Regions from separate parts of the Homo sapiens genome. Here region 2 is linked to region 1. The links are chromatin contacts, found by Hi-C or POLR2A ChIA-PET in ENCODE. All regions are on one chromosome and are shown on one strand. The core of a region is the stretch at or near the end of the contact, and the rest is flanking DNA. Distances in the headings are between cores, read along the strand shown. Region 1 holds the start of AHCY (adenosylhomocysteinase). Region 2 holds the start of ERGIC3 (ERGIC and golgi 3).

Region 1 (6,035 bases), core at 738-3,237:
CCTGGGACCCTCAACTCCAAAGGCACAGGAGAGGCTAGATGCTGCAATCTCTGGAGCTAAGGACTTGCAAAAGTCACAGGAACACCTGTCCCCAGGACAAGCCAAGAGGAACAGCAAGAGCCCCTGTAAACATCAGTTTCTTCATCTGTAAAGTGTGGATAATCATCCCTAGCTTGCTATGCGCCTTAAGTAAAGATAATGCCATATGATCAAGATCTGGCATACAGCAGGGCCTCCTTCCTCCAGCCCCACCCAGCTAAGCTCCCCATCCCCAAATCCAGCTTTATCTCCACCCACACAACCCAATGGCCCCAATCCTGACCCACTAATCTCTCCACAGTATGACAAGCCCCCATTCCAGCTCTACTATTGATGTGACCTTCACATAACCTTTCTGGGTTCAGTTTCAGCATCCACACAATGGAGACAGTCTACTCTGGTAGCAACTTGATGAACTACTTCAACAGAATCTTTGCAAGTCACCTCCCAAGGGCCTCAGTTTCATGCTCTATATAACGGGATTACGTCCACCTCTATGAAGATTATTGTGTAAACACACGTAAATCACCAGATATACAGCAAGTGTTTCCATAAATGTGGATGGCATTCTCCAGACTTAATAGTGTCTTTTTTTGTTTGTTTTTTTTTTTTGAGACAGGGTCTTGCTCTGTTGCCCAGGTTGGAGCGTGGTGGTGCAATCTCGGCTCACTGCAACCTCCGTCTCCCCGGCTCAAACAGTCCTCCTGCCTCAGCCTCCCGAGTAGCTGGGAATGAAGGCGCCCGCCACCACGCCCAGCTAGTTTTTGTATTTTTGGTAGAGATAGCGTTTCACCACGTTGGCCAGGCTGGTCTCGAACTCTTGACCTCAAGTGATTCGCCCACCTCGGCCTCTCAAAGTGCTGGGACTACAGGGGTGAGCCACCACACCCGGTCCAATAGTGTCAAAGTTACTTGAAAAGCTACCAGCCAAACTGAACTGGTTTTTGCTGAAAATTCACTAGGATTGTTCCGCGTGTATTCGCTTGCACACAGTGGTGAAAGGGTGCGCTCAGAGATCTAGATGGCCTGCGTTCCAATCTTGCTCCATCACCACCAGCTGTAAGACTGAGGGCAAGTTACCTCTGCCTCAGGATTCTCATCATAAAATGAGAACAGTTTCCCTATAGAGCCATGAGACTAGAATAAAGCTAGAAGGCAGTGCCGATCCCACAGGAAACACTAAGTAAACGTTAACTATCCCTGTATTACACTTCAATCGGTGGGACAGCAGGATTTTTCAAACCACTCCAAATTTTCTTCGAGATTTCTGCAAGGCTGCCCCTGCTGGAGGGGTGGGGGACCCCACAGGTTGGGTAACTGGCCCAAAGTCCCAGGGGAGAGGAGGATCGGAGCCGGCCTGGGGCTCGCTTTCCAGGCCTCTCCTCATACACCCTCCGGGGTGCCCTCGCCGTCCCTGTAGGAGGCCCAGAGAGGGGTGGACGCTCGTCGGGGCCGCCCAGCTGGACAGGGTCCGGTCCAGGCCTAGGAGGCCGGGCGCAGGCCCCCCGAGCAGGGTCCGGCAGGTGCCAGCCGTCCCAGGCCGTGGCCAGGTGTGCTCTCCCGCGGAGCACGCCGCCAGTTTGCGGCTCGCAGACCGCGCGGCGGCCCCGGCGTCGCGGGGCATGCTGGGACTTGTAGTCCACGGCCACCCGGAACGGCCCGCTCATGGCCGCGCGAGAACTCCAACTTCCAGCTGGCTTCGCGCGGCCAGAAACGCGCCGAGGCTGCGATTCCAGGGGGTCCAGAGAGCCCCGAGTCGGCCCTGCAGCCCCCGCCACGAACAAGCCCCGGGCGGGTGCCGGGCGGCCGCAACCGGCTGCAGGTCCTGGGACTCACCGACTTTGTAGGGCAGTTTGTCAGACATGCTGGCGGCACTCGTGATGGAAACGGGCGAAGGGGGCTGGGCCTCAGTCTGGGAACAGGAACTGGGCGGGCAGCGCCGAGCAGGGATATGCGCGTGGCGCCGACGCCTTTAAATATCTTCCTCGCACTTGCATATTCATGACCCGCTGGGGCGGGGCCCAACGCGCAGGGCGGAGCCGGAGGGGATTTCGATCCCTGAAAAGAAGCCTCAGAATTTCACAAGGCGTGGCCCCAGGAGTCTCACTCACCGGTCCGGAAGGGAGCGCCGGGAGAGGCCTGAGAGCCAGCCGGGCCGTCCTCTCGCTGGTTCAGCCAGTTGATTCAGTGTCAAAACCCAGCGGAACTGAAATTCCGCCAGTTCACTTCCCTGTGCCTCAATTTCCTCATCTGTAAAATGGGCCAAATGACATCTGCCACACAGATTATTATAAGTAAAGTTGCAGGCCAGGCGCGGTGGCTCACACCTGTAATCCCAGCACTTTGGGAGGCCAAGGCGGGAGGATCGCTTGAGCCCAGGAGTTCAAGACCATCCTGGGCAACACAGTGAGACCTGAACTCTACAAAAAAAAATTAAAAATTAGCCGGGCGTGGTGGCGCGCGCTTGTGGTCCCAGCTACTTGGGACGCGGAGGCGGGAGGGAGGATCTTTTGAGCCTGGAGATCGAGGCTGCAGTGAGCTATCATCCCACCACAGCACTTGAGCCTGGGCGAAAGGGCAAGACCCTATCTCAAAAAAACCAAAACAAAGTTAAGTTGCCATTTGTCAGGTACCTACTGACATCCCAAACATTCGCCTTACTCCAAGTAACCAACACCCTGAATTTAAGTAAGTTTGCATACATTTCTTATACTTTTACTGCATCCGTATATCATTAAATAGTTCTGTGTTTAGCACCTTTATATATCAACCGTATTTACCCTTCTGCAACTTGCTTTTTTCTGTGAGCATTATATTTATGAGACTCATGCATATAGCTTGAGTATATTCATTTTTGCTGCTGTATAATTCAGTCATCCCAGGCATGGGAAGGGGAAATTGGTTTCAGGACCTCTGTGGACTCCAAAACCCTTCTATGTTCAAGTCCCTCATATAAAATGAGGCAGTATTGGCATATAACCTATGCACATTCCTCCGTACACTTTAATCATCTCTAGATTACTTATAACTAATATAATGTAAATGCTATGCAAATGGTTGTTTTGTAATTTGTATTATTTTTATAGTTATGTTTTTTTAATTGCTTTTTTTCCCCTGAATTTTTTTTTTTTTTTATGGAGTCTCACTCTGTCGCCCACACTGGAGTGCAGTGGCACCATCTAGGCTCGCTGCAACCTCCACCTCCCGGGTTCAAGCAATTCTCCTGCCTCAGCCTCCCGAGTGGCTTGGATTACAGGCACGCACCACCACACCTGGCTAATTTTGTTTTTTCTTTTTTTGAGATAGAGTTTGGCGCTTGTTGCCCAGGCTGGAGTGCAATGGCATGATCTTGGCTCACACCAACCTCTGCCTCCCGGATTCAAGCGATTCTCTTGCCTCAGCCTCCCGAGTAGCTGGGATTACAGGCATGAGCCACCACGCCTGGCTAATTTTGTATTTTTAGTAGAGACGGGGTTTCTCCATATTGGTCAGGCTAATCTCGAACTCCCGACCTCAGGTGATCCGCCAGCCTCTGCCTCCCAAAGTGCTGGGATTACTGGCGTGAGCCACCGTGCCCGGCCTCTACTCATTTTTTAACCTAAAAATGAGAAAAGAATTAAACTCTTCTGGCCGGGCGCGTGGCTCACGCCTGTAATCCCAGCACATTGGGAGGCCGAGGCGGGCGGATCACGGGGTCAGGAAATCGAGACCATCCTGGCTAACAGGGTAAAACCCCATCTCTACTAAAAATACAAAAAAAAAAAAAAATTAGCTGGGCGTGGTGTCGGGAGCCTGTAGTCCCAGCTACTCGCAAGGCTGAGGCAGGAGAATGGCGTGAACCCGGGAGGCCGAGCTTGCAGTGAGCCGAGATCGCACCACTGCACTCCGGCCTGGGCGACGGAGGGAGACTCTTGTCTCAAAAAATAAAAAATAAAAATAAGAATTAAGGTCTTCTATGACATAGTAAATGTATTGGTCTCACTTGATCTGTACATCTGACCTCTGTCTGAGAGTCATGAGGGCCGATGTCAAGCAGAGACTTCCTGAGGGAACGAGGGTCCACGCCTGGGAGGTGGGCAGCAGGGTCCTCACGCATCCCTTTCAGCATTCTGCAGTGCATTGCAGTGTGTAGTGAGTCGTGTCAGTCTAACTAAACGTAGGATCATGTTACTAGGTTGTCCTACGAGAACAGAAAAATGGCTTCAAAATATTCCTGCAAAGAAATGGCAAGTTCCAGATACTGTGAAAATTACCAGCACAGCAAACAAGTAGAAAAGGACACAGCTGACAGGTCTCTTTCTGGTATGAATGCTGGTCTTTGTCAGCCATGTTGTAAGGAATGTAATAAAATTTGAGAAAACAATGAAAAAGACACTTTGAAATATGAATTTACGGACCAGGCGCAGTGACTCACACCTGTAATCCCAGCACTTTGGAAGCCGGGGCGAGTGGATCACTTGGGGTCAGGAGTTCCAGACCAGCCTGGCCAACATAGTGAAACCCTGTATCTACTAAAAATACAAAAATTAGCCGGGCGTGATGGTGCACGTCTGTAAACTCAGCTACTCAGGAGGCTGAGGGACAAGAATTGTTTGAACCCAGGAGGCGGATGTTGCATTGAGCCAAGATTGCGCCACCGCACTCCAGCCTGGGTGACAGAACAAGACTGCCTCAAAAAAAAAAAAAAAAAAAGAAAAAAAAAGAAATGTGAATTTACATGCCCTCTCATTAATTAATGATGACTCTCATCCTCACTGTATATCGTGCTTTGAGATATCAGCTAATGAGATATTTGCTAATATTTGTACCGTTAAGTTCATATGAACAAAACTTTGGAGACTGCTGGTCTCAGGAGAAGGTCTAAGCACCTTAGTCTGGCCTTATGCAACCTCTCTAGCAGCAGAATGTTCTAGCCTATGGATATATTGCAATTGATATAGCCAATTTCCTATTATTTCAGCTTCTTTTTTTTTTTTTTTGAGAAAGAGTGTCTCTCTGTTGCCCAGGCTGGAGTGCAATGGTGTGATCTCGGCTCACTGCAACCTCTGTCTCCCAGGTTCAAAGTGATTCTCGTACCTTAGCCTCCCAAGTACCTGGGATTACAGGCACACGCTCCCACACCCGGATAATTTTTGTATTTTTAATAGAGACGGTGTTTCACCATGTTGGCCAGACTGGTCTTGAACTTCTGACATCAAGTGATCCTCCCGCCTTGGCCTTCCAAAGTGCTGGGATTACAGGTGTAAGCCACCACGCCCAGCCAGGTTCTTTTAATGGATGAACAGTTAAACAAATTGGTACAGCCATACCATGAAATAATACTCAGCAAAAGGAATAAACTTTGATAAATGCAGCAACCTGGATGAATCCTTAGAGAATTATGCTGAGTGACAAAAACCAATTCCAATATATTACATAGTATATTATTTCATTTCTATAATATTCTTGAAATGACCAAATTATAGAAATGAACCACAGATTAGTGGTTGCCAGGTATTAGGTAGGGGACGGGAGCAAGAGAGAGGTAAATGTGGCTGTAAAAGGGCAACATGAGGAAACTTTGTGGTGATGGAATGTTCTGGATCTTGCTTTATCATTGTCAGTATCCTAGTTGAGATGTTTTATTATGGTTTTGCAAGATGTCACCATTGGGAGAAAGCGAGCAAAGGGCATTGGGATTTCTCTGTGTTTTCTTTGTTTCTTTTTTCTTTTTCTTTTTTTTTTTTTTTGAGACAGGGTCTGCTATCTAGGCTCACAGCAACCTCCACCTCTCCCAGGCTCAAGCCATTCTCCTGCCTCAGCCTCCTGAGTAGCTGGGATTACAGGTGCATGTCGCTACCACCCGGCTAATATTTATATTTTTAGTAGAGATGGGCTTTCGCCATGTTGGCCAGGCTGGTCTTGAACCTCTGACCTCAAATGATCCACCTGCTTCAGCCTCCCAACATGCTGAGGTTTTTTTGTTTTTTGTTTTTTGTTTTTTTTGTCGGAGTTTC
Region 2 (6,406 bases), core at 3,702-6,201, 1.2 Mb after region 1:
TTATTTTATTAAGGGATATATTAATATCCATAATTAGGACTGTAACTTTCTTTCTTTCTTTTTTTTTTTTTGATTCGGAGTCTCGCTCTGTTGCCCAGGCTGGAGTGCAATGGCACAATCTTCGGCTCACTGCAACCTCTGCCTCCCGGGTTCGAGCAATTCTCCTGCCTCAGCCTCCTGAGTAGCTGGGATTACAGGCGCCCACCACCATGCCCAGCTAATTTTTGTATTTTTAGTAGAGACGGGGTTTCACCATATTGGCCAGGCTGGTCTTCTGGCCTGGCTGGTCTCAAACTTCTGACCTGGTGATCCACCCTCCTCGGCCTCCCAAAGTGCTGGGATTACAGGCGTGAGCTACCGTGCCCAGCCAGGACTGTAACATTCTTGAAGGCAAGAACTGTTCTAATTCAACTCTCTCTTCCCAGGACTCAACACAGGGCAGGGACACAGTGTGTGTGTGTGTATATTTGAGTGTTGCTTGCATACATGGATATTACATTTTAAAATCTGAATTTAGTGCAATTTTTAATTTTTATTTTTTAATAATTTTTATTTTATTTTATTTATTTTATTTAATTTTCAGACAAAGTTTCACTCTTGTCCTCCAGGCTGGAGTGCAATGGCATGATCTTGGCTCACTGCAACCTCCACCTCCTGGGTTCAAGCGATTCTCCTGTCTTAGCCTCCCAAGTAGCTAGGATTACAGGCATGCGCCACCACGCCCGGCTAATTTTTTGTATTTTTAGTAGAGATGGGGTTTCACCATGTTGGCCAGGCTGGTCTTGAACTCTTGACCTCAGGTAATCTGGCCTCCTCGGCCTCCCCTAGTGTTGGGATTACAGGCGTGAGCCACCACCCCTGGCCTTTTTTTTAAAGTATTTTTGATACAGGGTCTCACTCTGTCACCCAGGCTGGAATGCAGTGGCATGGTCTCGGGTCACTGCAACCTCTGCCCCCCACCCCTGGGTTCAAGCGATTCTCCCACCTCAGCCTCCCGAATAGCTGGGATTAGAGGCACCCGCCACCACACCCAGCTAAGTTTTTGTATTTTTTGGTAGAGATGGGATTTTGCTATGTTGGCCAGGTTGGTCTGAAACTCCTGACCTCAAGTGATCCACCTGCCTTGGCCTCCCAAAGTGCTGAGATTACAGGCATGGGCCACCGCGCCTGGGCTTAGTGCAATATTTGAGGCACTCAGATTTTTTTTTTCCTGTGCTGCTGGTTTTGGTCCTATGTGGGCAATAAAACAAGGAACCTTTCAGGAAAGTACTTCTCACACTTTAATGTGCATGCTAATTATCTGGAGAGTCTTGTTAGAATGCAGATTCTGATTCTGCAGGTTTGGGGTGGGGACTGGGATTCTGCATTTCTAACAGGTTCCCAGATAAGGCCAATGTTTCTGGTTCAAGGATCCCACTTAGGGTAGCAGAGCTTTAGACTTAATTCCATCAGCAGATTCCTTATTACCTATTTCTGATAGAATTCTTGGTGCTCTCAGGAATCTGAAGCCCAGATAATAGAGGGAGATCCCAGGTGTCCTCTGCCACCCTGTTAGCTGAGGGAGACCCAAAAACTTTGGCTTCCGTGAAAAGTCCTCCTCCAGTTGTCCCCAAAGTTGTAGCATGAGTCCTTCCAAATCTTTTCTCATGATTATACAAATACATATTCCCCCATATAAGATTAAGATTTTTATATATAGATAGATTTTTTTTTTATTTAGGTTTTTTTTTTTGTTTTTTTTTTGAGACGGAGTGTGGCTCTGTCGCCCAGGCTGGAGTGCAGTGGGGCAATCTCGGCTCACTGCAAGCTCCACCTCCCAGGTTCACGCCATTCTCCTGCCTCAGCCTCCCGAGTAGCTGGGACTACAGGCGCCCGCTACTACGCCCGGCTAATTTTTTGTATTTTTAGTAGAGACAGGGTTTCACCATGTTAGCCAGGATGGTCTTGATCTCCTGACCTCGTGATCCGCCCGCCTCGGCCTCCCAAAGTGCTGGGATTACAGGCGTGAGCCACAGCGCCCGGCCTATGTTTTACATATATAACAATTTATATATAACTACATATATAATATATATAACAGTTTATATATATATATAACAGTTTATATATATAATATATATAACAGTTTATATATATATATATAACAGTTTATATATATAATATATATAACAGTTTATATATATAATATATATAACAGTTTATATATATAATATATAAGTTTATATATTATATATAACAGTTTATATATAACAGTTTATATATAATATATATAAGTTTATATATAACAGTTTATATATATAATATATATAAGTTTATATATAATATATATAAGTTTATATATATGTTTATATATAATATATATAACAGTTTATATATATAATATATATAACAGTTTATATATATAATATATATAACAGTTTATATATATAATATATATAACAGTTTATATATATAAAATATATAACAGTTTATATATATAATATATATAAGTTTATATATATAATATATATAACAGTTTATATATATTATATATATATATATGCACACACACAAAGAGAGAGAGAGAGACTCGCTCTGTCGCCCAGGCTGTAGTGCAGTGGTGTAATCACAGCTCACTATGAGGCAGGAGAACAGGGAATCAGGGTAACCGGGGGTTAAGACATAAGCAAATGAAGGGGTGCAGCCAGTTCTAGGCAGCATACAGGCCACATCTTCAATCCTATGATAACGAGACAGAAGTTTCCACTTCCGCCTCCGATTGACCGTGGGGCCAAATCTCCACTTCAGCCTCTGATTGGCTGTGGGCCAAGTCTCCACTTCAGCCTCTGATTTGGTCGCAGGCCAATCCTTCATAGGTGTAGCCAACTGGAGGCTTCTAAAGGGCACCTAGGGGTGTTGCCAGGTCCCTTTAGCTTAATACAAACCCTGATTGAGGAGGCTCTTGAGCAGCTTGCTCTAACCAGCTGCCGCTATGAATCGTCTTCAATAAATCTATGCTTTTGTTATTCCGTTCTTCTGTTGCTGTTTGTCTTTCGTTGCCCTTCTGTTACTTTATGTGTTTTGTTCAACACGCCAAGAACCTGGACAACTCTATGCTGGTAACAACTGCAGGTAACCTGGTAACAACTGCAGTTTCAAACTCTCCTGGGCTCAACCCCAGCCTCCCAGGTAGCTGAGACTATAGACGCATGCCACCACACCTGGCTAATTTTTTTATTTTTATTTTTATTTTTGGAGACAGAATCTCACTCTGTCGCCCAGGCTGGAATGCAATGGCATGATCTCGGCTCACTGCAACCTCCGCCTCCCAGGTTCAAGCGATTCTCCTGCCTCGGACTCACAAGTAGCTGGGTTTACAGGAGCACACTACCACGCCTGGCTAATTTTTGTATTTTTAGTAGAGATGGGGTTTCACCATGTTGACCAGGCTGGTCTCAAACTCCTGAACTCAAGTGATGCTTCCTGGCTCGGCCTCCTGAAGTGCTAGGGTTACAGATGTAGTTTTTAAAGTTTTTGTAGAGTGGGGTCTTGCTGTGTTGCCCAGGCTGGTCTTAGACTCCTGGCCTCATGTGATCCTCCTCGGTCTCCCAAAGTGCTGTGATTACAGGTGTGAGCCATTGTGCCCAGCCCAATTTTTAATTAAAAAATGGAATGATGGAATGCACATTACTTTGCATCTTTTCCCCCTTAAAAATACATTCTTAGTATACCTAAAGGAGTAAATCTACCTCATTCTTTTGAAAAGTGGCCTAATATTCCATAGAATGGGTGTATCGTGATTTATTCAATTTATTTAATGTATCAGTGGGCATTCTGGCTGGTTCCAGATTTTTGCCATTGAACAATCTCATGCATACATCTTTATGATGTGGTGCACTTAAAATCTTTAAGAGACAGATTCAATATCTTAAGGTGTAACAACCACCCAGATCATGGTACTTTTATCCTTATATTAAAATTTTTTTCTGTTAACCTTGGATAGCTGCTTACATATTTTTTCTTTTTCAAAATTTTTCTATTAACCTTGACATGGTGCTTTTACTTCCTAAAGTGGAATTCCTGTATGAAAGCCTATGAGCTTTTATATCTTACTCATTGCAGCTGCATTACTGTGGGAGCTGTCCCTCTAGAGACACTGGGCTGCAATGGGAAGTGTCAGGGAGAGCTTAAGCTCCATATCACTTGAGTCTAAACCTGGAGGGATAGAGCGTGTCCGTGAGGATCCCAGGGCCTGGAGAGCAATTTAGGGTAATATTCAGAAAGCAGCGCTCAGGAGAAGCACTGGGACGCTGTTTAGGTAAAATCAACCCAAAAGACCCTGATTCCCAGAGTACTTTGAGGTCCAGAAGAACTGGGCTGGAAGCAGGTCCTGCTATTAATTGGCTGTGATCTTGGGCAAGTTATTTAACTTCTCCAGGTCACAGTTTGCTCTTTGGAAAACGGAGATAAGTCACACCTGCTTTCAGGGCGGACACCCTTACTTTACATCAGAATCATCCGATGCCATTCCTAGCGTTTCGGCTTCAGTAGGTGGGAATCAATTATTTGCATTTCTAATAGGTAATCAGTTGATAATGATGCGGCCGGTCCGGTACACTCGAAAAACCACTGTTCCAGGATATTCCAAGATGTTCCAAGAGTCTTAAACACCTGGTGCAGTTCCGAGCACAAGGCACACGAACGGTGCTATTAGCGTTTCTAACCCCGCAGAGAACTCCTCGCACCCCAGTCCTCAAAATCCCGCCCCGGACAGCGGAGGCCGGGGCAGTAGCTTCCAGACCCAATTGCCCGCGCAAGGGGGCGTGGCAGCATCGTTGGGCGGGGCCGCCTGTAAGAGAACGCGGCTAAAGGTGGGGCCAAGCGTGCGGTTTGCTGCGCCTGCGTGAGGAAAAAGAGGGGGGCGTGGCTCCAGGCCGGAAGAGGGAGTCTGTAGGGGCGGGCCGGCTGGCGTCCCCTTTCCGGCCGGTCCCCATGGAGGCGCTGGGGAAGCTGAAGCAGTTCGATGCCTACCCCAAGACTTTGGAGGACTTCCGGGTCAAGACCTGCGGGGGCGCCACCGGTAGGCCGCAGCGGGGCCGGGGTCGCGTGGAGGGGGGCGTCCTAGAGCTTAGCCCGGGCTCCTGGACTCTGACTGGCCTGCCGGTGTCTGAGGGAGCGGATTCGAGGCCATTCTGACCCTCGCCCCTTGTCCTGCAGTGACCATTGTCAGTGGCCTTCTCATGCTGCTACTGTTCCTGTCCGAGCTGCAGTATTACCTCACCACGGAGGTAAGGGGCGGGGCTTAGTGCGTGGGCGGGGCTTGGCATTCTAGGAGTAGGACCTTTAGGGGTGGGAGTGGGGAAGGAGAGGTTTGGGGCTAAGTCTTACTGAGGTAGCGCTGCCCCAGGTGCATCCTGAGCTCTACGTGGACAAGTCGCGGGGAGATAAACTGAAGATCAACATCGATGTACTTTTTCCGCACATGCCTTGTGCCTGTGAGTACCTCACCATGGGTGGGACTGGAGAGACCCAGGGTTCTCATGTGGGCTGCCAGATTCACACCTCCACCCTTAGGTTCTGGACTGGACCCCAGGACAACCTCCTTCTCCTCATCCCGTTCTGCCCCAAGACAGGCCCAGTATCCCCTTCCCCTCCAAAACCCACATCCCCTTGTCCCTAGGGTCCCAGTACCTTAGCCTGATTTTCCTGCTTCCAGATCTGAGTATTGATGCCATGGATGTGGCCGGAGAACAGCAGCTGGATGTGGAACACAACCTGTTCAAGCAACGACTAGATAAAGATGGCATCCCCGTGAGCTCAGAGGCTGAGCGGCATGGTAACCAGGGGAGGGGGCCGGGTCTCAGATCCCAAAGCTGGATGTACCCAAGCCTATCTGCTAGCAAGTGAACTGTGGCAGGCATAGTGATACATTAAACAACTAAGAGCTAGAGAAGTCAAGTGACTTGCCTAGGGTCCCCCAGCTAGTAAGAGTCAGAGTGAGCTAAAATCCTCTATACATATCGAGTCAGGTAATCTACCTGGCTATTATTCTCAGAGGTCCTCAATACCTGCAGATGGTAGTTTGAATACCAGAGGTTTGAAGATAGGTCTTATGTGCTCTTGCCTTGGTAGAACTGTCTAGATGGACCCAGGCTTCTTTGAGTGTTTGCTTTCCCAGCCCATTGGCTTAATTCAGCCCTTAATGCTCTTCCCCTTTGGAATGCAGGTGGTTTAATGAGAATTTAGGTTCTCAAGTCAGATTGCCTGGGTTCACATCTAGCTTTGTCTCCTGCAGTCTGTGAGCTTCAGCTAGAAAGTGGTAATAAAACAGTAGTACCAACCACATGGAATTGTAAGATCAAATGAAGTCATATGTGTAAAATGCCTGGTACAGAGTGGGTACCCACTTTTACCTTCCTTTCCTTTA

The links. Hi-C counts contacts between places; a loop is a spot of excess contacts on that map. ChIA-PET counts read pairs that join two places held with the same protein, here RNA polymerase II (POLR2A). Pooled maps may share reads with other maps.
Region 2: a loop to region 1 is called in a map of B cell, with 13 times the contacts of the local background. The contact joins the promoter of ERGIC3 here to the promoter of AHCY in region 1. A Hi-C loop is called at or near these places in 3 of 168 maps with a recorded cell type or tissue (B cell, CD4-positive, alpha-beta T cell and naive thymus-derived CD4-positive, alpha-beta T cell) and 7 of 50 pooled maps. POLR2A ChIA-PET finds 5 or more read pairs at or near these places in 1 of 52 experiments (Caco-2).

What each region holds. Positions count from the first base shown.
Region 1 is chr20:34,301,368-34,307,402 of GRCh38, forward strand. AHCY (adenosylhomocysteinase) reads right to left here and starts at 1,988. Exons shown (of 10, transcript NM_000687.4): 1 at 1,876-1,988. The coding sequence starts at 1,903. RefSeq lists a silencer at 1,363-1,592 and enhancers at 2,163-2,212, 2,233-2,352.
Region 2 is chr20:35,537,127-35,543,532 of GRCh38, forward strand. It overlaps ERGIC3 (ERGIC and golgi 3), which reads left to right and starts at 4,952. Exons shown (of 13, transcript NM_015966.3): 1 at 4,952-5,059; 2 at 5,197-5,267; 3 at 5,387-5,474; 4 at 5,696-5,815. The coding sequence starts at 4,972. RefSeq lists an enhancer at 4,624-4,713.